Linked DNA regions of Homo sapiens: all the other regions are linked to region 2. A link is a loop called in an ENCODE intact Hi-C map of the cell type or tissue named here. Cell type or tissue: PC-3. All regions are shown on one strand. Links, peaks and the distances in the headings refer to the core of each region. The heading gives the core; the rest is flanking DNA.

The links. A loop is a pair of places that touch in the nucleus more often than their neighbours do. Peaks named below come from ENCODE experiments on the same cell type or tissue, not always from the same donor. Only the 100,000 strongest peaks of a DNase experiment are listed, where the experiment ranks them.
Region 1: it touches region 2 in a loop (2.1-fold over the local background); 4 of 110 quality-filtered maps call a loop at or near these places.
Region 3: it touches region 2 in a loop (2.6-fold over the local background); 3 of 110 quality-filtered maps call a loop at or near these places.

The regions. Positions count from the first base shown.
Region 1 is chrX:15,591,469-15,596,468 of GRCh38, reverse strand. It overlaps ACE2 (angiotensin converting enzyme 2), which reads left to right. Exons shown (of 18, transcript NM_001371415.1): 2 at 1,466-1,624; 3 at 4,147-4,240; 4 at 4,613-4,756. Among named protein-coding and RNA genes, the nearest start is that of ACE2, 7.0 kb to the left of the region's middle. In PC-3, for the core only: a CTCF peak has its summit at 1,887 (motif pointing left); no DNase peak of the experiment used is centred there.
Region 2 is chrX:15,660,234-15,671,577 of GRCh38, reverse strand. CLTRN (collectrin, amino acid transport regulator) reads left to right here and starts at 6,773. Exons shown (of 6, transcript NM_020665.6): 1 at 6,773-6,860; 2 at 7,183-7,241. The coding sequence starts at 6,803. In PC-3, for the core only: no CTCF peak of the experiment used is centred there; DNase peaks (open chromatin) are centred at 6,507 and 7,937; H3K4me3 peaks cover 1,486 bases; H3K27ac peaks cover 2,702 bases.
Region 3 is chrX:15,602,792-15,614,135 of GRCh38, reverse strand. ACE2-DT (ACE2 divergent transcript) reads right to left here and starts at 11,255. Exons shown (of 2, transcript NR_126564.1): 1 at 11,155-11,255. It also overlaps a transcript of ACE2 not described here. RefSeq lists a promoter at 11,136-11,344. In PC-3, for the core only: no CTCF peak of the experiment used is centred there; a DNase peak (open chromatin) is centred at 7,865; H3K4me3 peaks cover 1,542 bases; H3K27ac peaks cover 2,640 bases.

The DNA of each region.
Region 1 (5,000 bases), core at 1-5,000, 72 kb after region 2:
ATCACACAAGGGTGTGACCACCAAAGGCAGAGATCATGGGAGCATTCTTAGAGTCTGTCTGCCACAGGGCCAGGATCAAATGCTGGTGGCTGATTGCCAGCTCCACTGTTTATTTCTCTCAGCCGCTTTCTGTATGTACAAAAAAGGAGAGAGAGTGATTTTCTACCTCATAGTGTTGTTAAGAAAATCAAATGAGGTAAATTATTTTGCAAAGTATTCTCTACTCATCTGACTCCTACCTACTTTCAGGTCTGTCTTAAGTTGCAACTTCTGCATGAGGGCTTGGCCAAGTATGGTCACCTGCATGAATTTCCTCTTTCTTGTAACAGAAACTGCTTGGCCCACTCATAATTTATACATTATTATATACTCTTATGTTTCATTAATGAAACATTTATAATGCATATCTTATCTGTCTGATAAAATGGAAAGCAATCTAAGGACAACGACTTTTCCCCTATACATAACAAAATATAAAATAAATCATAACATAATAAATAATAAATAAATAATAAAATAACTAACATTTGTTGAATGATTAGGATGTGTTAGGCACTCTTGTAAGCATTTCATTTTTTTGTTACTTCTTCAAATCCTTACAACAGTCCTTGGAGGTAAGTCCTATTATTACTTTCATTTTGCAGATAAGACAACTGTGGCTCAGAGAGGCTAAGGTACTTGAGTCCAGGAGCAGAATTCTTACTTTCCTCAAACGTTATCTCTTTTGTGTGGTCTAGGGCAGTACAATATACCAAGTAGTTGCTCATTTTGGTCTTTGGTAAATGGAAATGAATTTGTAAGTTGAGAAAAGACTACACTACAGTAGTTTGGAGAAGTCCACTTTCCAACTGATGTTCAAGATTCAGGAGGGGGGGAAATGTGTCCTGGCATCATCACTTGCTTGATGATTTCTTTTGCTGGTAGAAAATCACCATGGCTACCAATGGCCATTTTCTGGGAAGCCTTTTTTGGGAATCCTAACTTAAGATCAAAATCCCTGGGCTAAGTCACGGCAGCTAGGAGGTTACTGTGAACCGGTTCTCATTTCTTATGGTTTCCATTGTTATTAGGGGGCTGTATTCTCATTAAGTCCACTCTGAGCTCTACTGGATTCTCTTTTTAGAGCACTCGTCTTTGAATTCTTGGCCAACTCATCTATGTCACAGCACTAAGGCTATAAATTCCAGGGCCCCACAATGTGGATTATCTGTGAGAATTCATTTCCAGTTCTGGGGACAAGACCCTTGGGAAAACCAGGCAATAGGCCAGAGAGAGACAGAGAGAGAGAGAGTGGTCAAAAGTGGCCTGGTCACTCTTAACCTAAACCTTGACCTTCAGCGGAGTAGAGGACTAAATCACTCAGGAAATATTAAATGTTTCACCAGATATTATTTGGACTATATCTTCTGTTCTATCTCTTCAAGCAATGCCATTCCAACTTCAATTTTCTTTTCTGTCATTTCAGAATAATGCTGGGGACAAATGGTCTGCCTTTTTAAAGGAACAGTCCACACTTGCCCAAATGTATCCACTACAAGAAATTCAGAATCTCACAGTCAAGCTTCAGCTGCAGGCTCTTCAGCAAAATGGGTCTTCAGTGCTCTCAGAAGACAAGAGCAAACGGGTACGTTTGTGAACATTTTAGCATTGATCCCAAGAGTTGAAATATTTGGGAAATATTAAACATTAATATCACCCACAGCAGCTGCCTTTATTTGAAAAAATAGTAATGCTGATGTTAGAAAAATCTCTCTCTATGCCTAGGTAAGGTGTCCATATAATTTATTATTCAAACTGGAATCTTTGAGAGTGAAAGACACTGGTAATTATTATATTCAAACACAGAGTTAAACTGAGATTGTCCCTGGCACTGTGGTGTGTATGGACACCCCCTAGTGTTAGGTCACCTTCCTGAAGGATCAGGCAGCCTGAAGAATACAGTTAGTTTATGTCAGTGGTTCTCAACTGGGGGTGATTTAGCCCTCCGGGGATATTTGACAATGTCTGGAGACGTTTTTGGTTGCCACAAATGGGGATACTGTTGACATCTAGTGGGTAGGGATGCTGCAGAACATTTCACAATGCATGGGATGGCCCCCAACAACAAAGAATGATCTTGTCCACAATGTCAACAGCAAACTTTTTTTTCTGTAAAGGAACAGATGACAGTAAATATTTTAGGTTTTGTGTATTTAGGTATTGTCTGTGTTGCAACTAGTCAACTGTGCTGTTGTATCAGGAAATCAGCTGTAGCTAATATATAAATGAACAAGTATGGCTGTGTTCAAATAAAACTTTACAAAAACAGGCAGCAGACAGGATTTGGTCTGCAGAACACAGTTTGCAGACCTCTGATATAGCCTATTGAAATATTTTTAACCTAAAATATTTAGCTATTTAAAAAGAAAGTCTTCTTTCTCAGTTGCTTGTCCTCTGGAACTTTGTATGTTCTAATCTGTGAATATAAAAATAAAAATGCATCAAAAAGGCAAAGATAAAACCATGTGAAATGTATCTTTCTACAAGTTAACATTTATTTTTCTGCATTCTTTGGGTCCAATTATCCAACTAATTATCAATGCACTTTACTTTATCCATTCTATGTTTCTCCATTTTTTCCCCCAACAAGGACACTATAAGAAACCTTGCCCATTCGCATATAGACAATCTGGTCTAGCCTAGGTGGAACCTAGAAATTCTATTTTTTAAAAAATCCCCAGATAATTCTAATGTGTAGCCAGGACTGAAAACCACTGAAATGCATGTAAGAGCTTAAAGTGTTTGGGAAGAGGAGGGACTCAAGGTTGCTTAGATTTGATGGAGAGGAAGCCGTGGAGATTGAAGAAGAGCTGGAGAGAGACCATGAGGGGTTTTGTGCCATGGTAAGGAATTTAGGTTTGTTCCTTTGGACTATGGGATCGTGTGGAAGTTTTAAACATAGGATCTATTTCATGTTTTAGGATGACTCTCAAGGCAGAACCAAAGGGAAATAGGAGAAGGAGAAACAGATCCTTTAATCCAGTGCTTCTTAAATCAATCTGAGGGAGAGAACCATTTCCTTCCTTCCTTCCTTCCTTTCTTCTCTTCTTCCTTCCCTCCTTCTCTCCTCCCTCCCGTCTTTCCTTTCTCCCTCCTTTATTCCTTTATTTCCAATACATTGCAGATCAATACTTGCTTAAGTTCATTGATTACATGCTTAGATGTCATGGAAATATCAAATTGTTCTCCAAAGTTTATAAACTTTTATTCTCTTAATTCCTGTACTTATCACAGAATGGAAACAAACTGTCACTTGCACTGGTCCACGGATTACACCTGGAGTAGCACTGCTTCACTATATCACCTTCACTTTATCTGCAGGGTAAAGTTTAAAAACTTTGGTATGGCATAGACGGTCCCTCGTGATCTGGCCCCTGCTTGTCTCTCCATTCTCATGTCTTTCATTTCCCCTAATGAACACCATTGCTCCAGTTTCATTCAACATCTCACTGTCCCCTGAGAATGCCTTGTCTTTTCCAACCTCCTTCCATCTTTTAGACTCTTCCCTCTACCTCCCTTCTCTACATGACCAGTGCCTACTTCTTCTCCAAGACACAGCTCTTATCTTCCCTTCTCTTTGGACCCATTCTTGAATCTCCTGGTTATTAGTTATTAATTTCTCCCTGCTCCTATACTACCGCATCACTTTTTGGTGACAGTTATAGCACTTGTCATTCTGTTATGTATTAATAGTTATTGATTTCATGGCTGCCTCACTGTCCTATGACTTTATGGTCTTTGACTTGTTCACTTCAGAATTGTCAGAGTGTAGGACATATTCCAGGTTCAATAAATGCTGAATGAAACAAAAAATGCACCTCTCTGTGTATGTGTGGATAAGAAAACTTCTTTGGGTTTTGGTAGATCTGGTTATTTCAATTACTCCATATATATTTATTATGTGCTTATAGTACTTTGTGCTAGTCGACAGTGGGGAAACTTAACTGGGCTATTCCTTCTCCACATACAGAAAGATACATGGCAAAGAAGTAAATTGCTGTATTTTGAGTAATCAAAAAATCATGTGGTCAAAAGGATATCTTTATATTAGCATTCTCTTCAGCAAAATTTCCATTGTTAACATTGTTTATTATCTTTAATTTGCAGTTGAACACAATTCTAAATACAATGAGCACCATCTACAGTACTGGAAAAGTTTGTAACCCAGATAATCCACAAGAATGCTTATTACTTGAACCAGGTAGGCTACTAATTTTTAGTAGTGATTATGAAATTTACTTTTCTCTCAGATTTTAAAAATGATTGCAGATATGTGTGTTTCAACACATAGATGCTCTTTTAACTTTTAGTAAAACTTTCTTGTAAATTGTATCACATTTACTTAATTTGATCAAGTCAGTAAGTAAGTCATTTCAGTGGTTTATTTTCTCTGCAGACATATTTTGGAACTATAAGGGCAAGGACATGAATGAATCATGAGATTTTATTTAACCACTTTATGACCTGATGTCTGCCAACCTTACTTTTAATTCTTTAAAGTTCATGTAGTTCTTTACAAATAAAATTTTTACAAAGGCATCTTTTCTTGTCTTTGTGTGCTTTGGGATAACAGGTTTGAATGAAATAATGGCAAACAGTTTAGACTACAATGAGAGGCTCTGGGCTTGGGAAAGCTGGAGATCTGAGGTCGGCAAGCAGCTGAGGCCATTATATGAAGAGTATGTGGTCTTGAAAAATGAGATGGCAAGAGCAAATCGTAAGTTTGCTGATCTGTAGAGGTCCTGAAGCTCTCTGTGTGGCCACGGGGCTATTTCTTCTGCATTACCAAGCCTGCCCTTTGATATCAGGGATACCCCTCAATTAACAATCATGTCCTCAACAATTCAGATTACCTGTTTTCAAAAGAAATTACTGGGGAAAAAGAAAAGGTGCACTGGCATTCTACAATTCAAGAAGCTCAAGAATGAGACTCAACTACAAGGCCTAAAGTAAATTATCCA
Region 2 (11,344 bases), core at 3,557-8,556:
ACATTGAAATCTTCATTAGCCTCTCAGGACCATTGTTGGAGAATCCAGACTCTCTGACCTCTAAGATCAGAACCCAACTTGGCTTTTCAGATGCATCTACACTGATGCTCTCTCCCCCATCTTCCTCTGAACCACTCTACCAGCAAGTCCCTGCTGTTGGCCATATCCTGTATCTGTCCTTTGTGTTTGTTTTCAGATTTCCTTAACTTGTATCCTGTGGGCTTTCATGTTTTATCTTTAAACATCTTGCCATTGTTCCAGGTCTATCTTGATTATCATTGAGAAACCTTTCTTCTATTTTTCTTTTGTTAACAGTTTTATAATTGACTTGTCAAATCCAGTAACTTTTTATCCTCTTTTTCTCCAGTGTTCCTATAGCATTTTGTTCACAATTGTATGTGCATCTATTGCCATCGTGATTTACTTTTGTGTCCTACAAAATTGTAAGTTCCTGAAGGGCAGAGACTATATTTGGTTCATTTTTGCATTTCTCGTAGCCCATGAATATGATAGTTTAAGAAAACTGAGTTGACTAATTTGAATCATAAACTGAAGTTCTAATAAGCTTGTGACTGGAAATTAAGTACCATGAAATGCATTGCAATGTATATATTTTTACATTCTTAGCCTTAGAGAAACCACACACACACACACACACACACACACACACACACACACACACACACACACACACACACTTGTCTCCCTTTTTTCTTCTGTTCTTCCTTGTGTGGGTTATTTCCATTAACTCAACTACAAGAAGAAAAGAGTTACCTAAATGACATTTTTAAAGTTTGTGGGGGTGTTTTGCAGCATCCCTGGCCTCTACCCACTAGATGCCAGTAGAATCCTCTCATCTGCCATTCATGATGACTAAAAATGTCACCAGACGTTGCCAAGTGTCTCTGGAGCACAAAATCACCCCCAATTGAAAACCACTGAGTTAAAATAGAACTTACACACAATAGACAAAAATACTTTGTCTCTCCATGTATCTTAACACTGACAATTTAAAGAGAATAAAATTATTTTTGTTGCCTAATTATACTGAAAACATTGTATAAATTATTAATAATACAAACATCTTGATATTGTTTATTATATATAGTATATCCATTTCATTACAATTTAAACAAGGAAGGATGTCATTTATTAAAATTCTACAACATTTAGGAAATCATTGAGTAGAGCCATTTAATTAAGATATTAAAACTTCCAAAGGGGTTTGTGTGTGTGTGTGTGTGTGTGTGTGTGTGTGTGTGTGTGTGTTTTGTTTTTGGTTTTTGTTTTTTTTATTTTTTGAGACAGAGTCTCGCTCTGTCACACAGACTGGAGTGTGGTGGCACAATCATGGCTCACTGCAGCCTCAACCTCCCTGGGCTCAGGTGATCCTCCTGCCTCAGCCTTCCAAGTTGCTGGGACCACAGGTGCATGCCACCAAGCCTGGCTAATTTTTGTACTTTTTGTAGAGAGGGGGTTTCGCCATGTTGTCCAGGCCTGTCTTGAACTCTTGGACTCAAGCAATCTGCTTGCCTCGCCCTCCCAAAGTGCTGGGATTACAGGCATGAGCCACCATGCCCAGCAGCAAAAAGTGTGAAGTTTTAAAATCTTATACAAAGTTTCTATGTTCAATTATTAAAAGTTTTAATTGATTTCTTTTAATGTGTCACAGCCAGATAACATTTCTGAAAATCCAATAAAAATATACAGAATAATGTCACATTTGAGATGGTTTTACAGTTTACTAATTTTAGGAGCTATATATTTACTAAATTTCTGTTTTTGATAATGAAACAAAATAACCAGGGTCAATTTTAAAAGAAACATTGGTCATCTCCACCTCTTGCTTTATTGGAGGTGAATGGAGCCTACATACGCCCACGTATTTATACGAATCTAGTGAACTTAAGGGATCTTGCATGAATCAAAAGAACGACACATGTGTTTTCTTTTCATGTGATCTCATATTCTGTTTACCCCAGAGCAGTAGATCCATAGTTATGTGCCCAGAAAGTGCTTTTCAAGAGTGTTGTGGAGTATAAAAAACACGGAGAAATCAATTTCGTTTTCCCATCTCAGGAGACTCAGTGCCCTTTTGTGTGGCTCATGGCAACAGTAATCTGAACTTTTAAATCTACATGCTCTAAACTCTGAACGTTTGGAAGTAAATAGTAACATATTCAGAATGATTGAACTGCTTTATTTGTCATCATTACCATGGTTACTAATAAGTTATGAAGCTCCCATATGTGAAATTGCTGAAATGAGCATTTTATGAAGCAATTTATACAGATATGAAGGCTCTGGAAACTTACTACTTAAAACTTGTACATCAAGACAAGCACTAAATTTGTGCAAGACTTTGAAAAGTATAGGAAAATATAATATGCTGAGAGGCAAGAACCCTAGTATCTAGTTCTGTTTTCCATTTATTTTACTGAGATCTCCATCAAACTATTTAACAATGAATTTGTTACAGTATGTAACCAATATAAATAAGATTTATGAATCAAAAAACAGAAAGAATTGCAAATTATGTCCAAGATCTTCTTCTTTGATTAAACAACAAAGATAATATAATCAAAATGAGAAAATTAATACACGTATTAGAAAATATAAAGAGAACATAACAACAAAAGTAGATATTTTATGGGAAATACTCTATAAAGTCCATGAGGATACTAGAAAATCTTAACAGAATATTTTCTTGGAAATTGTAAACAGCCAAAATGGATTCAGAAAGAGGTATAAAACCTGAAATAAATGATAATGTAAGGAATGAAAAATTTTGAAGAACTCTTCCTCTAAAATGCACATGGTCCAGATTCTTCATCTGTGAACTCTTTATTTCTGGTACATTATATGTATTTCTAAACATAGACAATGTTAGAAATCTTTCTGTATCATTTTCAAGATGGTAAAGGCTAGGAAAAAAAACGCTTCAAGAATCAGCACTTGAAAAGGAACCTACCTGATATTCTTTTAAGAAAATAGGTTTAAAAATCATAGGGGAAAAACCAGGAATTGATTCCAGCAGCATACTAAAAATAAATTAAAAAAATGTTTTATCTAAGAATTGAATCAATGTGAAAAATGTATTAATGTAATACACCAAATGGTAAAAATTTTAATAGTGAAAAGCAGTTGATAAAATGCAACACCAATTACTGAGGAAAATAATTTTTTGTAATTACAAATATAATGCTCGTATCACATGACACATCATTTTTAAAGCCACTTGCCAGATTCCGTGCAGTAGTGGCATTCCTATTAGAGTAAAGAAGAAGACAAGGGTGCGTCTTATTCCCATCATTGTATTACTCTGTTCTGATAGTGCCACTGCAGTGAGAAAAAACAACATCCTACAAGAACATATAAAGAGATCCAAGGCTAAGGAAGGCGCATTCTAACTATGAAAATATATTAGCATTGGTCATCCATTCTGGTAGTATTATGGATGTTTTCTACTTTTTTTTGCTTCTCTATATTGTCTATACAGAATTTCTATTGCTTTTTTCAATCATTTTAAAAATGAGAACACAAATATTGAGAAATCATAATGAAATAAGAGATTGTCTTCCCTTTTCAGATGAATGGCTTACACTGACTGAAACTCAATATTTTACTGTCTTCAATTCTAGTTACATAGATGACTAAAAGCTTATGAAGAAATTTGTCACTTTTAAGAAATGCAAGACTAAAGGAACCTGAAGAAGAATTCTGTGTTTCTACTCTGGGAGCTGAGGCAGGAGGGTTGCTTGAGCCCAGGAGGTTGAGGCTGCACTGAGCTAAGATGGTGCCACTGCACTCCAGCCTGGGCATCAGAGCAAGATCCTGTCTCTATTAAAAAAAAACAACAAACAACAACAAAACACAGTTAAGTTCAACAAAGATGACAAAGCTGCATAATAGCATGACCCCAGTTTTGTTTTTAAGAAGAAATGTACATGTATTTACACAAAAAAGAAAGCACAAGGCAGAAAGATATGTTCCAAATATTTAGAAAACATTGACAATTGGTCATTCGTTGACGCTGATGGAATTACAGGTGATTTTTACTTTTCTCCTTGTGCTGCTTTGTATTTTCTAAAAAGAATTTCTATTGCTCTTTTTGAAAAGATGATACAACAAACATTGAGAAACCATCATTCAAAAGAGATTGTCTTCTCAAATGAATGACTTACACTAAGACTCAGTGTTCTATTGTCTTCAACCCGAGTTACATCAATGACTAAGTAAAAGCCAAAGAAAGCCACTTGATACTTTTATGAAGTGTAAGGCTAAAGGAAAGCTGAAGCAGATTTCTTATTTATTTATTTATTTATTTATTTATTTATTTTTGAGATGGAGTCTCGCTCTGTTGCCCCGGCTGGAGTGCAGTGGCACGATCTCGGCTCACTGCAAGCTCCGCCTCCCGGGTTCAAGCAATTCTCCTGCCTCAGCCTCCCGAGTAGCTGGGACTACAGGCACCTGCCACCACGCCCGGCTAATTATTTGTACTTTTAGTAGAGATGGGGTTTCACCATCTTGGCCAGGCTGGTCTTGAACTCCTGACCTCATGATCCACCTGCCTCGGCCTCCGAAAGTGCTGGGATTACAGGTGTGAGGCACTGTGCCCAGCCGCTGAAGCAGATTTCTATGTTCTTAGCATAGCTTTCTTCCTTGATGTAAGTAAAATGCTTTGTTACAATCTCTATGTGTATTGACTTTTCCTTCCCATGATGACTTTATCTAGTTTAACATTTCCCAAGATGACTTCATCTAGTCTGGCTTTATTTTTTTCAGATGTTAGCTAGGTGAGCTCTTCCTTCTGGAAATTTCCACTGCACCTAATACAGTGACATTGCTAGGATGGCTGGACTAAGTTGTGGCTCCCTCTCCTTTTAGTACAGCTTTTCCTGACTCCGTGTCCTTGCAACCAAGGTGAAGGAGATGAGAAAAAGCTTTCTCAGTTGGATTTAGCTGATGGATGTGGGTCCTTTACAATAAAATACCACCCTCGCAAGGAGGGAGAAATGATGTGTTTCTCAAAGTGCTGCAGAAGTCTCATTGTTGATATTTTCCTCGTTGTTGCTTTGAAAATCCAATGTTTCTATTTAACACCAGAGTCACCCAATCTAATTCTGCCATTCATGACTTTTGAGGAATGGGGTGGAATTTGGGGACTGAATTTATGAAGAGGCAGCATGGTAGAGAGGAAAGTCCTGACATCAACCTCTGGGCGGGGCGTTGATTGGCATCTGTGGAATGCCCACCGGGGAAAGATTCTTTTACACGCATTATCTTAATTCTCAGAGCATCTCTGAGGCTTTGTTGCAACTTCAGGGTTTTTTAAAACTTTTATTTTAGGTTTAGGGGTGGATGTGCAGGTTTGTTATATAAGTAAATTGTATGTCACTGGAGTTTGGTGTACAGATTATTTTGTCACCCAGATAATAAGCATAGTATTCGATAGGTAGTTTTTCGATCCTCTCCCTCCTCCCACCCACTATCCTCAAGTAGGTACCTGTGTCTGTTGTTCCCTTCTTTGTGTCCATGTGTACTCAATGTTTAGCTCCCACTTATCAGTGAGACTGTGGTATTTGATCAATTCCAATTTTGACCAATGGTGACCAGAGACACAGAGCAGTTGGGTGTGGTGGAGACAGGGTTCAAGTGTAAGTCAACCTAGCTGGTAAAGTGACACCCATCCCACTCATCCCATTGCTGCCAATGACTTCAACGCTGGAGCCTCAGTTCCCTCCCGTATGAGATGATGATAACAATTGTGAAGTGTCTGAGGATCAGAGAAATAACCCAGTGAAGGTACTTCAGAGTGGGTAACTTTTAATTACTGTTGTATTGCTGTACTGACCAATGTAGTCAGTAGCCACATGTGCCTACTTAAATTAAATTAAACAAAAATTCCATTTCTCAGCTACACTAGCTCCATTTCCAGTGCTCAATGGCCTCCTACCTGTAGTAGCTGCCATATTGGATAGTACAGACACAGAACATTCCCATCGCCACAGAATGTCCCTTGGACAGTGCTGCTCTGTATCATTAACTTTGATTTAATTCAAGTGCCAGACCTCAGGGCTGAACACAATCATTCCCTATGTGTGAATGTGCAGGCACCTGTGCAGTTTTGTTGTATAGGTAAATTGTGTGTCACTGGAGTTTGGTGTACAGATTATTTTGTCACCCAGATAATAAGCATAGTATTCGATAGGTAGTTTTTCGATCCTCTCTCTCCTCCCACCCTCTAACCTTAAGTAGGTAAGAGGAAGCTCCGAAGCTCTCCTGGGATGTTCACCCGCTGTGGTGAGAGTCAGGTGAGGCCCTTCACGGAGGGCACCCTTTGTTTACCAGAGAGAAGGGAGTCACGTTTGTTTCCTGAATGAAGATAGCCTATCTAAGAACCAGGTATCTCAGCCTCGAAAAGGTGGGAAGTGCATGTCAAGGAAACCTCTAGACAGGACTCAATTCTTCCCATCATACACGTAACCAGAGAATCGCAGAAGGGGTCGGGGAGGATTCCAACTTTGAGTCAGCAAAGAAGACATTCTTTTGAGGTAGAGTCAGAGTAGGGAAAACAACTAATCTGTTTTCCAAACAGGTTTTCATAAATAACTGACAGGAGATGGGCTGTTTTTATGGAAGTATTAACCCAAATGATGGGTGTTAATCATTAAACCTTTTTGGTGGTGGCTCGCTTGTTTCTCTGATATTCTAATCCGGGTCACAGAATGGCTAAGGCAGATTTAAGTGCAGCGTGGATTTTTTTTTTCTCACTTTGCCTTGTGTTTTCCACCCTGAAAGAATGTTGTGGCTGCTCTTTTTTCTGGTGACTGCCATTCATGCTGAACTCTGTCAACCAGGTATGTAGCCTTGAAATTTAAAAATAGATGAACAGTTTTCTACATGTTTGACAAGTCATCGACTGAAAGAACTCTTTATTTTTCTAAATCTGCAGACATGTTGTGGCTTGAAAGTTGGGGCAGTGAGTGTTTAATGAGTTTGAAAGAAAATATTAAACCATCTAAGATGATTTAGGTTAAACTTCCAGGAGTATTTGGGGCTGTTTAATTGTAGTTCTTTGTTCCATTAGTTTGAGTTGCATTACATATTAGGATTTTTCAGACTCTGTTTTGGCAGATCCTAATCATCATATACTGCTCTTTCTTTTTTCTTTTCTGGCAGGTGCAGAAAATGCTTTTAAAGTGAGACTTAGTATCAGAACAGCTCTGGGAGATAAAGCAGTAAGTGGAGCACCTGAGTGTTCTTTTTAAATTTTGTTTGCTAATAACACTGTGCTTTCTCTAATAATGGGCCTGTCTGCATAGTTACCTTAATCTTGAATAAATTATTTCTAAAGACCTCAAATCTGATTTCTTAAAGATAGATTATAGAATAATATGAATTTTTAATAAAGTAGGTTTGCCTAAAGTATTTAATCAGTAGTGTATGCTAGGCAACATGTGAAGTTTTGTGCCACACAAAACAACTTAAAAAACCAGCATCTCAACTCGGGATAGTGAAGCCAAGTGGCCTGAGTCAGTCGTTCAGGTCTGGACTGGGTCTACTCCTCACCGTTGTGGTCATTTGAATTTTGTTAGCCTCGATTTTCTACCATTGAAAATAAGGGATAGTTCTACCCACATAAAGTCTTTCATAGCACAAAAAATTTCCAATTTGAACCTGAAGTTTCTTCAATTATTCTCAATTATCAAAGTAACATATGAAATATATGCTTATGAAATAGAAGTTTAAAAAATAGTCATAGGGCCCATGTGGCTATAGGAATGGTAAAGATCATTGAATTAAAAAGACAGTATTGTCTAATTCTAGTTTCAGTTTCCTAGTGTGGTCTGCAAAATTTTTTCCCCAATAGAAGGTGACGTTAAGATGCCTTAGGCATAGAAACAGAAAAAAGAGTGCTAAAGAAACTTAGAGGTATTCTGTTTGCAGGCCAGTTCATCAATTTGGTATTTTATTATTGACTCAATGAGTAATGATTGTTATAACAGCCAGCATTTATTGAGAACTTATCTTACTTTCTAGCTGGGGCTCTTCTAAGCACCTTACTCCTATCAAATCATTTAGCCCTCACAACAATGCTTTGAGGAAGATAGTAGTACAGGTATTAGTATTCCCACTGAATGGATGAGAAAACTGAGGTTCAAAGAAATTAAGTAACATGCTCAATATTTCAAGTCAGCAAGTGGCAGAAGTAAGATTTGAGCCCAGGCAGTCTGAGTGCAGAATACACTGTCTCTACTAGTGTGCAGGGTTGGCCATCCCAGTATCCTCTAATAGCAGGTACGATGCTGAATGCTGGGATGTAATGGTGATTAAGGCTTGTCCTTACCCTTGTGGAGCTTATAGTAGTAGTAGAATTGGTCATCTATTAAATATTCAGTAAACCAAATGCAAATGTGCAATCTTGACAAGTATTACGGGAAGAAGTACAAGGGCACTTCGGCTTTGTCAAGGCCCACAATACCTGGCACTTACTGTGATGTCTGAAGCATGAGTTGAAGTGTTACAGGAAATGAAAGAAGGAAAGGCAGAGGGAACAGCATGTGCAAAGGCTTATCACAGGAAGGATCTTGGTGAGAGTAAAGATTAGAAAGAGGGCAGAAATATCTGGAATTGGGGCAGTGAGGAGGAACATGGCAGGTGATGAGCTTAAAGAGAGAGGAGCAGGCAGGCCAAGGAATATGTGGGCTGTGTTAGGGAGTTTCATTTTGAGATGTAGGGAGGGTTCAAGAGCATCAAATGCCGTTGAGAGGCCAAGCCAGAAGGCGACTGAAAAATGTTCATTGTGTTGGACAATATGGAGGTCAATGGTGATTTTAGAAAGAGCTCTTTTCGTGGGGTGGAGGAGCTGGAAGACAGATAGTGGGGAGTTAAAAAATAAATGAGTGGTGAACATGTTGAAACAGATGTGTGGACAACTCCTGGGAGAATTTTGGCTGTGAAGGGCAGGAAAGAGATAGCAGTAGGTAGAAGAAAGGAAGACTGAGTAAAATGATTTGTTTTTGCTGTTGCAAAACAACAGCTCTTTGCTATGGCTTTAATGAGAAAGTCTTGAGCTTGGTTAAAAGACAATGAACAGACTCCGGTCAGAGCTAAATACACAGAATGGAGGGGAACTGATATTGTTTAGATCTGAGAAGGGCAGAGGAGAAGCATTCCTAATATAAGTGACGGAAATGGCCTCTGATAGGCATAGTTCTGTCTGGCACTTCAGGAGAGGAGGCGGCTAAGACGTGTCTATGGAGGAAGTGTTGTATCTTGATGTCAGGAGGTTGGGAGAGTTGAAATTGATGAGATGTATCTATAAATTATGAAGCAAAACCATTTAGTGAGAGTGAGGTTTGAGGGAAACCATTGGGAAAAATGGTTAAAAAAAAAAAGCATTGACCATCAGTTCTCTCTCTAGAGAGAGGTTTGAAATAGTTATGTGACCCATGAGAAAGAGAACTGATGGTGAAACCTTAGGGATTCCCAGGCAATTTGGGGGTAGGTCATCATGAATTTAGAGTTAAACCAACTAACCCTGTTCTGTAATTGTCTCTAGTTATACCAGTTACTTACCTAAAATGTGGGGTTAGCCATGGTTTGAGTGTTCTTAGATGTGTGCAAAAAGCAAGGTGAGCTGGGGCATTTAAGGTCCTGGCACATGTTATTGAAATGAGGAACCAAGGAATCTAAACTGATAGATAAATATATGCAATTAATTTGTACCATTTGGTCTGTGAAGCCACACGTGGCATATAAAGATGTGTTCAATTTCACATTGAGCACCTATTATGTGTCAAGTATACGCACAACAGGTAGTTAAGCTGCTATGGACATTCTTATATGTGTATTTTTCATATGCCTTCTTTTTTGGGGGTATTTACCCTGGAGTAGATTAATGGATCATAAAGTATACAAATGTTTAGCTTTAGTAACTCTTACCTTATCCTCTCTTAAGTTGTACATTTTCTCATTAATATATGTGCTCAATTCCTTTTATAAGCGGAGGCTCTCTCTTTGAAGTGTTTGAATGCCCTGGGAGAAATACACTACGTCCAATGCACAAGCTTTCAATCCTTTTCACACTTGCCCAAGATAAGTTGGTTCCACTGGCAGGATACCCAACCCAATCTAGAACTGCATCAGTTCTGTTCTGATCTAAGTAGCTTGGACCTTTGTTCTGTGACCAAAATTGGACTCCTACCCAGCCAGCTTATGCTCTTGTTTTTGAGATGAACAAATGGAAGGACAGGAGATCAGGTCAAGTTGTCCCCAAGATCTGAAAAGCAACTGAAATTCATGTCCCAGGGAGAGCTGGCTAACATCTTTATTTTCATTTTCTGCACTGAGCTTATTATTCTCATTTGTTCTTGAGCAGGCTTATTCCTTGTGTCTGCATTCTGTTAATAAGCCTTCCCTGTCTTAATAGTGTTTCTGCACCATTTTTAATCAGACCCATTTCTTCTTCATGTTTTATTCATTTATTATTAGGTTAGATCATAGCTACTCTTATTCTGAATAAAATTAATTTTGGAAAAAAATGCATTATCAAAAACAAAGAGCTATGCCACCAATCAGTTACTTTTAAACTTTCATAGTATAATATCAAATGAAAAGTTCACATCAAAACATTGAAGGAGCACTTCAAATAAGATCTAAAGTTGACATTAAAATGCAGTATTTAACATTTGCATATGAGAAAAGTGATTTTTCCATTTCCATTCTTTTGTTGTTGTTGTTGTTGTTGTTGTTGTTGTTGTTGTTGGAGACAGGGTCTCACTCTGTCATCCAGGCTGGAGTGCAGTGGCATGATCTTGGCTCACGGCAACCTCCACTTCCCAGGTTCAAGCAATCTTCCTGCCTTAGCCTCCTGGGTAGCTGGGACTACAGGTGCATGCCACCACGCCTGGCTGATTTTTTTTTTTTTTTTGGTAGAGATGGGGTTTCACTATGTTGCCCAGGCTAGTCTTGAGCTCCTGGGCTCAAGTGATCCACCCATCTTGGCCTCCCAAAGTGTTACAGGCTTGAGCCACCACTCCTGTCCCCCTTTTCTGTTCTTTATGGTAACATCTTACAGCAGAGTTACATAAGGTAGGACTGAAGGAGAAAATGGTGAAGTGGAAGAAGCAACTGAAGAAAGTTTAAGGTTCTATGTTACAGAGGCCAAGGCAGGAGGATCACTTAAGGCCACACATTTGAGACCAGCCTGGACAGCACAGCAAGACCCCATCCCTCCTCCCTTCCAAAAAAAGAATATGCTATGAAAATATTTAGGAGAAAGGAAAAAGTACAGCACAGTCATAAACCTTACCCAGAGAAGGTAACTGAGTAATACATT
Region 3 (11,344 bases), core at 5,978-10,977, 60 kb after region 2:
TCCAAATTTCAAGGCAACAGGGCCCCAATTCCTTTCTGCATTGAATCCAAATTAATATTATTAAGACCTACCACATTTTGACTGTCCCCAGAAAAGATGCAAGGCTTCCCTAGAATTTGCACTGTGTAATTTCTAGGCACTGAACATATTTTGCAGCCAAAGAACACTCCTGATGGGATTGAAGACAAGTTGGTAAATCTTAGGAGGGTCTTTGGTGGCAAAGAATGAAGTAGGAGTAAAGCTCTTACACAACTTAGCTTCTAGTTTTTATATATTCATTGTGACATTATCATTGTGACATTACATCTCTGGCATCATCAAAAACCAAGGGATTTTTATTTAAAATATGATACACGATAAGACCTCAGAAAAGTTCTTATAATTTCAAGTGCATGTATTCATGTGGCATAAAATTAAAGCCCTTACCCTTTGACTTTTGACTTTCAGATTGGTCCTCTTTGAAGTTCAGATATTAAGCACCTGAAAATTTACAAAGTAACTTACGCATTCCCTATGTCTGTAATTTTTGGAAATGAGATGGTTCTATGACCTCTGATATCTTCCCCCACATCTCCCTCACTAACCACTTGCTTAGGTTCTATATACAGGGAAAACAAAGGAGTCCTTCAATCAAATAAACAATAGCATCCTTGGGCAGGGGACCAGTCTTATAGAATAATCTAGAGCAAAACTTCAAAGCCCCAATTAAGATCCCTTCTCTTACTATAGACCAGACCAGCAAGCTTCCCTCTGAGCCTCACCCGGGTCCTTCTACCTTTCCAGAGATCTGATGTCTCCAAAGTAGTTCCCAGCCTTGAAGCTTACAATTTCTCATGCACCACTGGTGTTAATAAGTTCTTATCTGGGACATTGTGTGTCATAGAGGGGCACAAATGGAAAGAGAATTTTATACTTTGTAGAATAATTATCATATATTCTGCCATGCCATTCTGTCTTTGCAATCATTATTTTTTTTCTCTCTCAGGACTTTTGGCATATTATTTTTGTGATGTACTAATATAACAATTTGTTAACAGGAGTGGCATGTCTGAGAACTCCAAGTCATAATCATCTTATCCTAATTCTCTTGATACATTGTTTGGGAAAAAAATGCATCCACCATGGCTGCCAAAACAGCTTCTCGGTTTAGCCAGTATTCTGGCCTCTTTGCATGTGTCTGTGACTACTTGACTATCTCATCTTTGCTGAAGTTAATGGCTGGTTATTAGGACCACACTTAATAAATAGCAGCTCCTCAAGGAATGGCATGGACTCTTGATAGCATTCTAACCTCTTGAGTTCAGAGCCCTCCAGATTGTGGAATAAATTAGCAGTGCTAGAATTACCAGCCCTATGTTTTGCTGACCCACTTTAAAGAGTGTTTACATGTCCTGAATCTTGATCTACAATACTTATTTTTATATGCCATTTTATATTTATATCCTAGAATACTATTATTTTATGGAATATTCCACTTTGATATCCCAATTAGAACAATCTCACCATCTAGGGATTCTGATAACCACAACTATGGGAAAATCAGTTCTAGTTTATGGCCACAGATGGGCCAGCATTGGGTAGGAGTGAAGAATTAATGTCATATTAAAATAAAAAGTAGGTGAATAAATTTCAGAATACATTTTTATAAAATAAAAATTATTAGTGAAACCAACTGGAGGGATTTCCATTGCTGTGACCTCATTCCTTGACACCCACTTTCAGTCATCAGTGAGCTTTGGCATCATGGTAGTTGCAACATAAATATGGTTCTTTTCATACAATGCTGGAGGGTCCTCATTTCTCTTGTTGCCTAAAACATTAACTGTGGGCTGAGATATCTGGCTCAGGGAAAAGACTAACCAGTGTTCAACACTTGGCTTGGCTACTTAGTAAATAATAGTATGACCTTGCGAGAAGAAGCAGCTTGATTGAGGTAAACTTCATTTATGCTCTCACCACCCCCGCTTTTTTTTTGAGATGGAGTCTCGCTCTGCCACCCAGGCTGGAGTCCAGTGGCACTATCTTGGCTCACTGTAACCTCCACCTCCTGGGTACAAGCGATTCTTCTGCCTCAGCCTCCTGAGTAGCTGGAACTACGGGCGCACACCACCATGCCCGGCTAATTTTTGTATGTTTAGTAGAGACAGGGTTTCACCACATTGTCCAGGCTGGTCTCAAACTCCTGACCTCAGGTGATCCACCCTCCTCAGCCTCCCAAAGTGCTGGGATTACAGGCCTGAGCCACCGCGCCTGGGCCTTTCATTTTCTTCATCTATGAGAAGGTAGTAACAATACCATTTTTACAGGGTCATTTGGTGGATTCAGTGACAACATATGTAAGGCATTTAGCCCAATGCCTGACTTACAGTAATCATGCTGTTTTTCTCTCACGTCTTTTACCATAGTAACTTGAATCATAGCTTCCAAATCTCATTTTGTTCCAGAAAATTTTTCCACCTTTTTTTCAGTTGATACTAATCTCTATCCATCACATTCTGTGGATGGGCAAATAAACAGATGAAATATGCCATATGAAAATGAATTATGCTACACACAGGGTAGACAACTGAGCTTTCCCTCTTCTTCCTCCTTACTACTGAGTTGCTGAACAATGTCTGTATTCAATAAATATTTATTGTGTGTACCTATAATGCACCAGCCACTTTTCTAAGCAGCTGAAGATATAGCAGTGAACAAAATAGAGAAAAGTTTCTGCCCTCTTGGAGCTTATATTTTAGTGGGGAGAGACAGATAATAAAGGAATACATTAGTAAAACATGTAATTATGAGTACCGTGTAGCAGATGGTGGTGTCATGAAAAAAAATAAAGGATGGAAGTTGTATAAATAGTGCCACTATATGTGTATGTAGTGGTGATAGGGAGGATAAATTTTAATTAGTTGATTGGGTAGCTTGAGCTTTACTCTTGACTCATTAAAAAAGAGAATCATAATATTTAAAAAAATTCAAGTCGTCAGATTGACAGGAGGCAAAAACAGTGTTTAGTAAAATTGGGACTTTATAACGTTGACCAGCATTCCTGGGACCAATGCTGGACTTAGTAAAACTGGCTCTATTGAGTTATTGTTCTGTTAGTTCTCTGTGAGGTCTCTTCTTCCAACTTGATAGAAGGGACTCTACGAGTGAATAGGAAGGTTGAGGTTGGAGTCTGTAACTAACCTTGACCAAGCTCCACTGATGGCTCAGACCAGACAAATCCCTTAGAAGACGAGGAGGGAGGAATACAATGAGGTGTCCAAGATGAGCCTGCTAGACCTCAAGAAGACAACTACTGTTGAACATTTCCAGTTGGATCAGAAAACATGACTCATACACAATCCATAGACTGAGGTGGAGGCCAATAAAATAAAGGGGTTTTCTAAGATATTTAGAGTCAATTAGGAAGCATTGACCAAAGTCTAAAATTCTTCGGTCACCCTCAGACTCTAGCTGAGATGCCAGAGCTGGTTCCACAATAAGTCTTCTATGCCTTAAATGCCCACCAGTGTTGCAGCCTTGACCTGGATTGCGTCTAAGCCCTTGACTTTGACTATCTGTCATGTCAGCTGACTTTCCTGAACTGGCACCTTGCCTCAACTTAACCACCCTGTTCTTCTGAGATGTTTCTACTTTGCCATAAACCAGTGAGGACTACAATGCTCTGGCCAAGATCCTGAAACTCCCGTTTCTCCTTCCTGTTCATTCCACAGATGGCTTTTTTTTTTTTTTTTTTTTTTTTGTCCTGGGATACATGTGCAGAACGTGCAGGTTTGTTACATAGGTGTACATATTCCATGGTGGTTTGCTGCACCTATCAACCCATTATCTAGTTTTTAAGGCCTGCATGCATTAGGTATTTGTCTTAATGCTCTCCCTCCCCTTACCCCCCACCTCCCGACAGACCCCAGTGTGTGATGCTCCCCTCCCTGTGTCCATGTGTTCTCATTGTTCAACTCCCACTTATGAGTGAGAACATGTGGTGTTTGTTTTTTTGTTCCTGTGTTAGTTTTCTGAGAATGATGGCTTCCAGCTTCATCCATGTCCCTGCAAAGGACATGAACTCATTCTTTTTTATAGCTGCATAGTATTCCATGGTGTATATGTGCCACATTTTCTTTATCTATTCTATCATTGTTGGGAATTTGGGTTGGTTCCAAGTCTTTGCTATTGTGAATAGTGCTGCAATAAACATACGTGTGCATGTGTCTTTATAGTAGAATGATTTATAATCCTCTGGGTATATACCCAGTAATGGGATTGCTGGGTCAAATGGTATTTCTGGTTCTAGATCCTTGAGGAATCGCCACACTGTCTTCCACAATGGTTGAACTAATTTACACTCCCACCAGCGTGTAAAAGCGTTCCTATTTCTCCACAGCTTAGCCAGCATCTATTGTTTCCTGACTTTTTAATAACTGCCATTCTATCTGGTGTGAAATGGTATCGTATTGTGGTTTTGATTTCCATTTCTCTAATGACCAGTGATAATGAGCGTTTTTTCATGTTTGTTGGCCACATAAATGTCTTCTTTCGAGAATTGTCTGTTCATATCCTTCACCCACTTTTTGATGGGGTTGTTTGTTTTTTTCTTGTAAATTTAAGTTCCTTGTAGATTCTGGATATTAGACCTTTGTCAGATGAATAGATTGCAAAAATTTTCTCCCATTCTGTAGATGGCCTGTTCACTCTGATGATGGTTTCTTTTGCTGTGCAGAAGCTCTTTAGTTTAATTAGTTCCCATTTGTTGAGCTGGGCATGGTGGCTCACGCTTGTAATCCCAGCACTTTGGTAGGCTGAGGTGGGTGGATCACCTGAGATTAGGAGTTTGAGACCAGCCTGGCCAACATAGTGAAACCCCGTCTCTACTAAAAACATACAAAAAGTTAGCTGGGCATGGTGGTGGGCGCCTGTAATCCCAGCTACTAGGGAGGCTGAGGCAGAAGAATCACTTGAACCTGGGAGGCGGAGGTTGCAGTGAGTCGAGATCGAGTCATTGGACTCCAGCCTGGGCAACAAGAGTGAAACTCCATCTCAAAAAAAAAAAAAAAAAAAAAAAGATCCCATTTGTTAATTTTGGCTTTTGTTGCAATTGCTTTTGGTGTTTTAGTCATGAAATATTTTGCCATGCCTAAGTCCTGAATTGTATTGCCTAGTTTTTCTTCTAGGGTTTTTATGGTTTTGGGTTTTGCATTTAAGTCTTTAATCCATCATGAGTTAATTTTTGTATAAGGTGTAAGGAAGGGGTCGGCTTTCTGTTTTCTGCATATGGCTAGTCAGTTTTCCCAGCACCATTTATTAAATAGGGAATCCTTTCCCCATTGCTTGTTTTTGTCAGGTTTGTCAAAGATCAGATGGTTGTAGATGTGTGGTTTTATTTCTGAGGTCTCTGTTCACAGATGTCTCTTTTAAGGAGAGTTGTTTCAAGTAACTTTCCCCCACTATTTATCCTTCCAATTTCCCTCCTGAGGTCTAGACTTTAATACTTTTCAGTACACTGGGATTTTGAAGAGGTAAGATATTTTCTTTTTAGTTTTAGCTGAGAGACAATATTTGAGTAACCATCTCTAGCTGACAATTCTCAAATTTGTATCTCCATCCTTGACCTCTCTGCCAAACTCCAGATTTGTATATCCAATTGCCTTCTCAACATCTACACTTGGGTTGCTAATAGATATCATAAACTTAACTAAACTTTCAGTCTTCCCTTTAAGCCTATTTTACCAGCAATCTTTCTCATCTAAATTGATGTTAATTTCATCCTTCTAGCTGTTTAATCCAAAAACCCGGAGTGATCTTTGACTCTTTCTTTCATAGCCTACATCCAATTCACCAGCAAAGCTTGTTTGCTTTACTTTTAAAATGTATTAAAAATCCAATCACGTCTCATCAACTCTACTGTTACCACCAAGCCACCATTATATTTCATCTGGATTATTGCAACAGCTTCCTCAGTGGTCTCTCTGACTGTAGTCTTGCCCCATATGTGGTTTGTTCTTCATGTAGTGGCCAGAGGGATTCCTTTTTTTTTTTTTCTTTTTTTTTTTTTGAGGCAGGGTCTCACTCCTGTCACCCAGGCTGCAGTGCCATGGTGCGATCACGGCTCACTGCAGCCTCAACTTCCTGGTTTCACATGATGCTACCACCTCAGCCTCCCAAGTAGCTGGGGCTACAGGCACACACCACCACACCTGGCTAATTTTTTGTAGTTTTAGTAGAGACAGTGTTTCACCATGTTGCCCAGGCTGGTCTTGAACTCTTGGGTTCAAGAGATCCTCACGCCGTGGCCTCCCAAAGTGTTGGGATTACAGGTGTGAGCCACTGTGCCCGGCCCAGGATTTCTTTTAAATGTAAGTGATATCGTGTAACTCTTCTGTTCAAATTCTACCATGCATCCCATCTCACTTAGGATAAATGCTCATGTTTTGCTTCTAAAGTCTTAGATGTAAATTTATACTAGTGAGTTCCTTGCTCTAGTGCTATCTGATATTTTGTACAGTATAGGTATCAAAATAAATTACGGTTACTGTGGCAGGCACTGTACTATCATAAATTCAGGCCAGTAACAATCAGTATAACCTTCTTGGAATCCAATGTTTATTCTCACAAATTTGAACTCTGTCTATTGAAACTGTTTATCAGTTTGGTTAATGAAGATTATCTTTGCTGTATCTTTAGTGTTTGAAATGTTTGTTTTCTGGTGCCATAAATAAATAGTATTTGAACATAGATTTATTTTTTTTAGTAAGGCTATTTTTATACTTTCTGTAGAAAGGGTCCACTTGCCAGTAGTTTTGTTACGAGAGTATACCGAACAAAGGAGATAGGGTTATTTATAACTTGACGCGTCTACCCTACTGTTGTGTCTGGTTCTTATTGGCTGGAACGGGACCTCACATTTTGTGTTTGTCTTGACTGGCTAGCAACTTAGAACTTTTTAAAAGAGGCAAAGGCAGAGGAGAACAAAGGAAGGAGGAAGTAACTTGTGGAATGTTGAGAAAGGTAAAAACCCCTTCAAATAAGGAAGAGGAACAGGCTATGACCTAATGCTTGTTTGGAGCAGTATTAAGGATGCCAGGGCAAATATTTAGGTTAAATTGTGGGAGCTAAGAACATAAAGTACATTGATTTTTTTTTATTATGGCTAGCAGATATTTAAGAATGTTAGCACAGGTTTTTGAATGAATTTTGCTTCTAAGAGAAGCTATTATTTATTCCTAATTAGACAGGGAGGAAAGTCTTTGAAGAGGAACCTCTACTTTACTTTTTACATTTAGGAAAAAAGGGACTGCTATGCAACTAAAAATGTAAACAGGAAAGAGCTTTAGCTTTTCCTTTGGGCTGAAAGCCCAACTAGTTATTTATTTTCTATAAAGCACTTATAAATTCACTTTGTGTGATAAACATGTGGTCAAAATCAATTGTACTGAATGCAAATAGTTCTTGACCATGCAAAGTTTTGAATTTCTCTATGCATTGTGTTCCTGATACCCTTCCTTGTTCTGTCAGCAGTATTAATCAATAAGAAATTGAACAAAACATCCTTTCTTTTCTGATGTTTACCAAAGTTATCCACCCAACTTGGGGAACTGGAAGAGGTTTCTCCTATAGCTATTTGGCAACCTCAGCATTTGTGACTCAGTTGGAAGGATATAAAAAGTTGAACAGTAAGGGAAATATGGATTTCAAAGTCTATGTACTTTGCTCTAGCAGAATAAAGACCCACCCTCGGATTTCAGCCTATGAAAAGGGAGGTTTCTAGTTGAACTCCATGGTTATCTAGTTTCCATTTAGGTTTTAGCAGATAGCAGATCAGAAACAGGGAGGGGACTTGTGGAGAGCAGGGCTACTGAAAGTTGATACTGTGACTGTGAACTCAGAATGTGCAGAAACAGCAGAATTAATAGCAATAAAGCTGTTGAGTCATTTAATGTAAAGCCTTGAAGACATTGTCACATTATAGCTTAGCCAGTAAATATTATTTAAGATGATGACACTGAGTCATCTGAAATATAACCCTAAACTAATGTCCAGGCAGCATCGCGATCGGGATGGAATATATTGAAGAAAAATTTCTAACTAAAACGGTTTAAAAATGTATAACTGGTGTAATCAAAGCAGTACATTTTAATTTTGCTTATGGGGACCTGCTTATTCTCAGAATATGACAGATTGATGAGGACTTATTAGACATGCATGAAGTTAGCAGATAACTGAACCCATGACTCTGTGGAGAGAAAAGGTCTCTTAAGCAATCTGGGATCAAAATGTAGCCCCATTGCCTATCAGTTGTGGAAGTTTGAATTAATCATGGGAACAGTTGGTTTCCTTAATTATAAAATGGATCTCACTATTTCTACCTGTAAAGTTGTTGTGAAGAGTTTATATACAGGAGCAGGTACAAAGCATATGCAACCAACAAATACAACATCTGTAAATATTGAGAGGGAGTCATTTACCTTTATGACTTTCCCCTTCTTCCTCAAGATAGCGTGACAGACTCAAGTTTTCTCTTCTCTGTATGTAGGAAGTTTTATACCAGGACCTGACCATGACTGGGTGATGAAAGCACGCTGAGAGGTTCTCTATGGCTGGGCTCATGTAGACTACTGGCTGACTCCCCTTTCCTTTCATATATGACTCTACTCATTCCATTGGTGAGCTCCTCCATCCTGCTGTTTCAGCACAAACTAGCAGACTTCTCCTACAATGCAGGATCCTATAGTCCAAACAGACCTTTGAGTCAAACTCCCAGCCAGTCTCTGTCTGCTGCAGTGTCTCTGAAAGATGACCTTGCAGATGGTTTGATTAAACATTCCAGTGTGGAAGTTCTCTAATTATTACACAGCTCCTTTCATTTTCTGTGGCTTTTATTACTAGGCTTACAACATTACTCTCTGTGTTCTTATGTATTAATTCAAGTAATATGACATCCCTATGAAATGGATATAAAACTATCATTGGCCTTGAAATAAATTAGGTGCAGGGAGGATATTACCTGCCTAAGGTCACACAGCTAACAAGTGGCAGAGTAAATCCACTATGCTAAGTCTTCTTCTAAATGGCAGTACCATGATGGAAGAAAGCTGTCCACCCTGTCTTCTCTTCCATATCTAAACCATTCTCCAAATTATATTATTTTAGATCCATCTGCTCTCCTATTTATTTTCCTCTGGATGCTCTCTTGTGCGTCTCTAAAATTGTGGTTCACAGAAATGAATGTTATAGTCTAGATTATTTTGTATCTAATGCTTATATTAGCAAAGTCTAATATAGTATAAGATGTAATTATAGGCCCAGTAATTTTTACTGGGCCTCCTAGTTGGATCTTGAAGCTCATACTAAGCTTTTATTCAACCAGCTTGACTGGGCTGCTGCAGTAGCTCATTAACTAGCCTCCCTGCTTCCATCCTTACCCCTTTAGTGTCCATTCTCTAAGCAGCAGCCAAAGTGACCCTGCTAAAGCTTCTACTAGATCACTTCTCTGCTTGAAGCCTTCCAGTGTCTTCCCATGTTGCTGAGAGTAAAGCTGAAGTCTCACAGTTAATTGTCTTTAAGACCTCCCTGGTGTGACCCTAGCTTCTTCCTTGACTTCACCTCCTGCCACTTTCCCCTGCACACTGAGCTCCAGTCACAAAGACCTCTGATGTTCTTGAAATCTGCCTACATCCTTTACACTTGCTGCTCCCTCTCCCTAGGAAAACTTCTTCACCCAGAGATCCGCACAACTTTCATCACTTCTTTCCGGTCTTTGCTCAAACGTCACCTTCTCAGAGAGGCCCTCCTTATAGAAAATCCCTCTCCCCACCCCATAATTCTCTATCCTCCATTTCTTGCTTATTATAAGTCATGACATTTATCACTATTTTTGTCTTCCTTCTATTGTCACCTCATATAATACAATATTTATTAGCTTACATTCAAAATCTAGAATAGTGTTTGGCATATAGTAGGTATTCAATAAACAATGATTGAAGCAAGATTCTTGTTGTTTTGGACATGAATTGTTGTTTACCAGAGGACTGCCTAATCCTGTACTGTGTAATTGTTTCAGGGGACATTTGGGTCTAGTCATAGCATTTTACATTCTGTTAAATCCCTTATTGAAAAGGAAGATACACTACGTCTTTGGATATATTTTTTTACTATTGTATTCTATCAGAGAGGAGATAGGGCAGGCAGCATCTGACTTATTCCTAGTGAATTCCTAATGGACCAGAGATATATTTTTCCAAGTGCAAATCACATTCTAAAAATTTTACTTTAGGCCGGGTGCGGTGGCTCATGCCTGTAATCCCAGCACTTTGGGAGGCCGAGGCGGGCAGATCACGAGGTCAGAAGATCGAGACCATCCTGGCTAACACAGTGAAACCCCGTCTCTATTAAAAATACAAAAATATTAGCTGCGCATGGTGGCGGGCGCCTGTAGTCCCAGCTACTCGGGAGGCCGAGGCAGGAGAATGGCGTGAACCTGGGAGGCGGAGCTTGCAGTGAGCGGAGATCGCGCCGCTGCACTCCAGCCTGGGTGACAAAGCGAGACTCCGTCTCAAAAAAAAAAAAATTTACTTTATAGCTTTACTAGGTGTTAAGGTCAAACTTCCCTTTACCATTATGAAATCCACCCCCTCCTCCAATCTTTTTGAAACATAGAACATCTTTCCTGCATCTTTGGTCTTCTAATTTTTTCTGATTCTCCAATTTTTCTCAAAGACAATACATTCCTTTAGACCAATTGTTTTTCTGGGTCTCATCTCCTGAGTCTTCAGTGAATTCTTTCCATTCTCGGAATGCGCTCAGAGAGAACGCTTCTGGGGAACTATCAGAACATTGATATCTTCTCAAAAAAGTGTGAACAAAAATTCCAATAATTCAGTCAGTGCTTGCAGTTGGCCATTCTGGGCTAGTTTTTCTACAGAATCACTGTAGACTATTCTCCCTTTTCCCTTGCTTCTCAAAGTTTCTTGGCTTCTAGCATTTTCCTGCCTGCCTCACTGCTGTCCCAGGCTCCTTGTTCATTTATTCTTAGCTTTCAGATTTTATATCTTGCTTTCTCCATTTCAGTTTGATCAAGTTAATCGTATTTTCTGCCTCAGCGAATTGAATTTGGACTACTCCCATTTTTTCCACTAAACCCACGTGTTTCATTTAGGAACTTACCTGTGTAGAAATTTATTTCCGCTTTTATTACAGTAACATTTCAACCTTTTCTTCAGATACTCGTGTGCTGTCCTCTTTCTTGCCTGTTTTTTCTCCTATTGTGTGCAAGGAGTGAGTGGATCTAGGTTTCCTGGAATGTGGGAGGAGCTTTTCTGAAATTTCTGCACTGATTTTTTTTTTTTACCCTCAT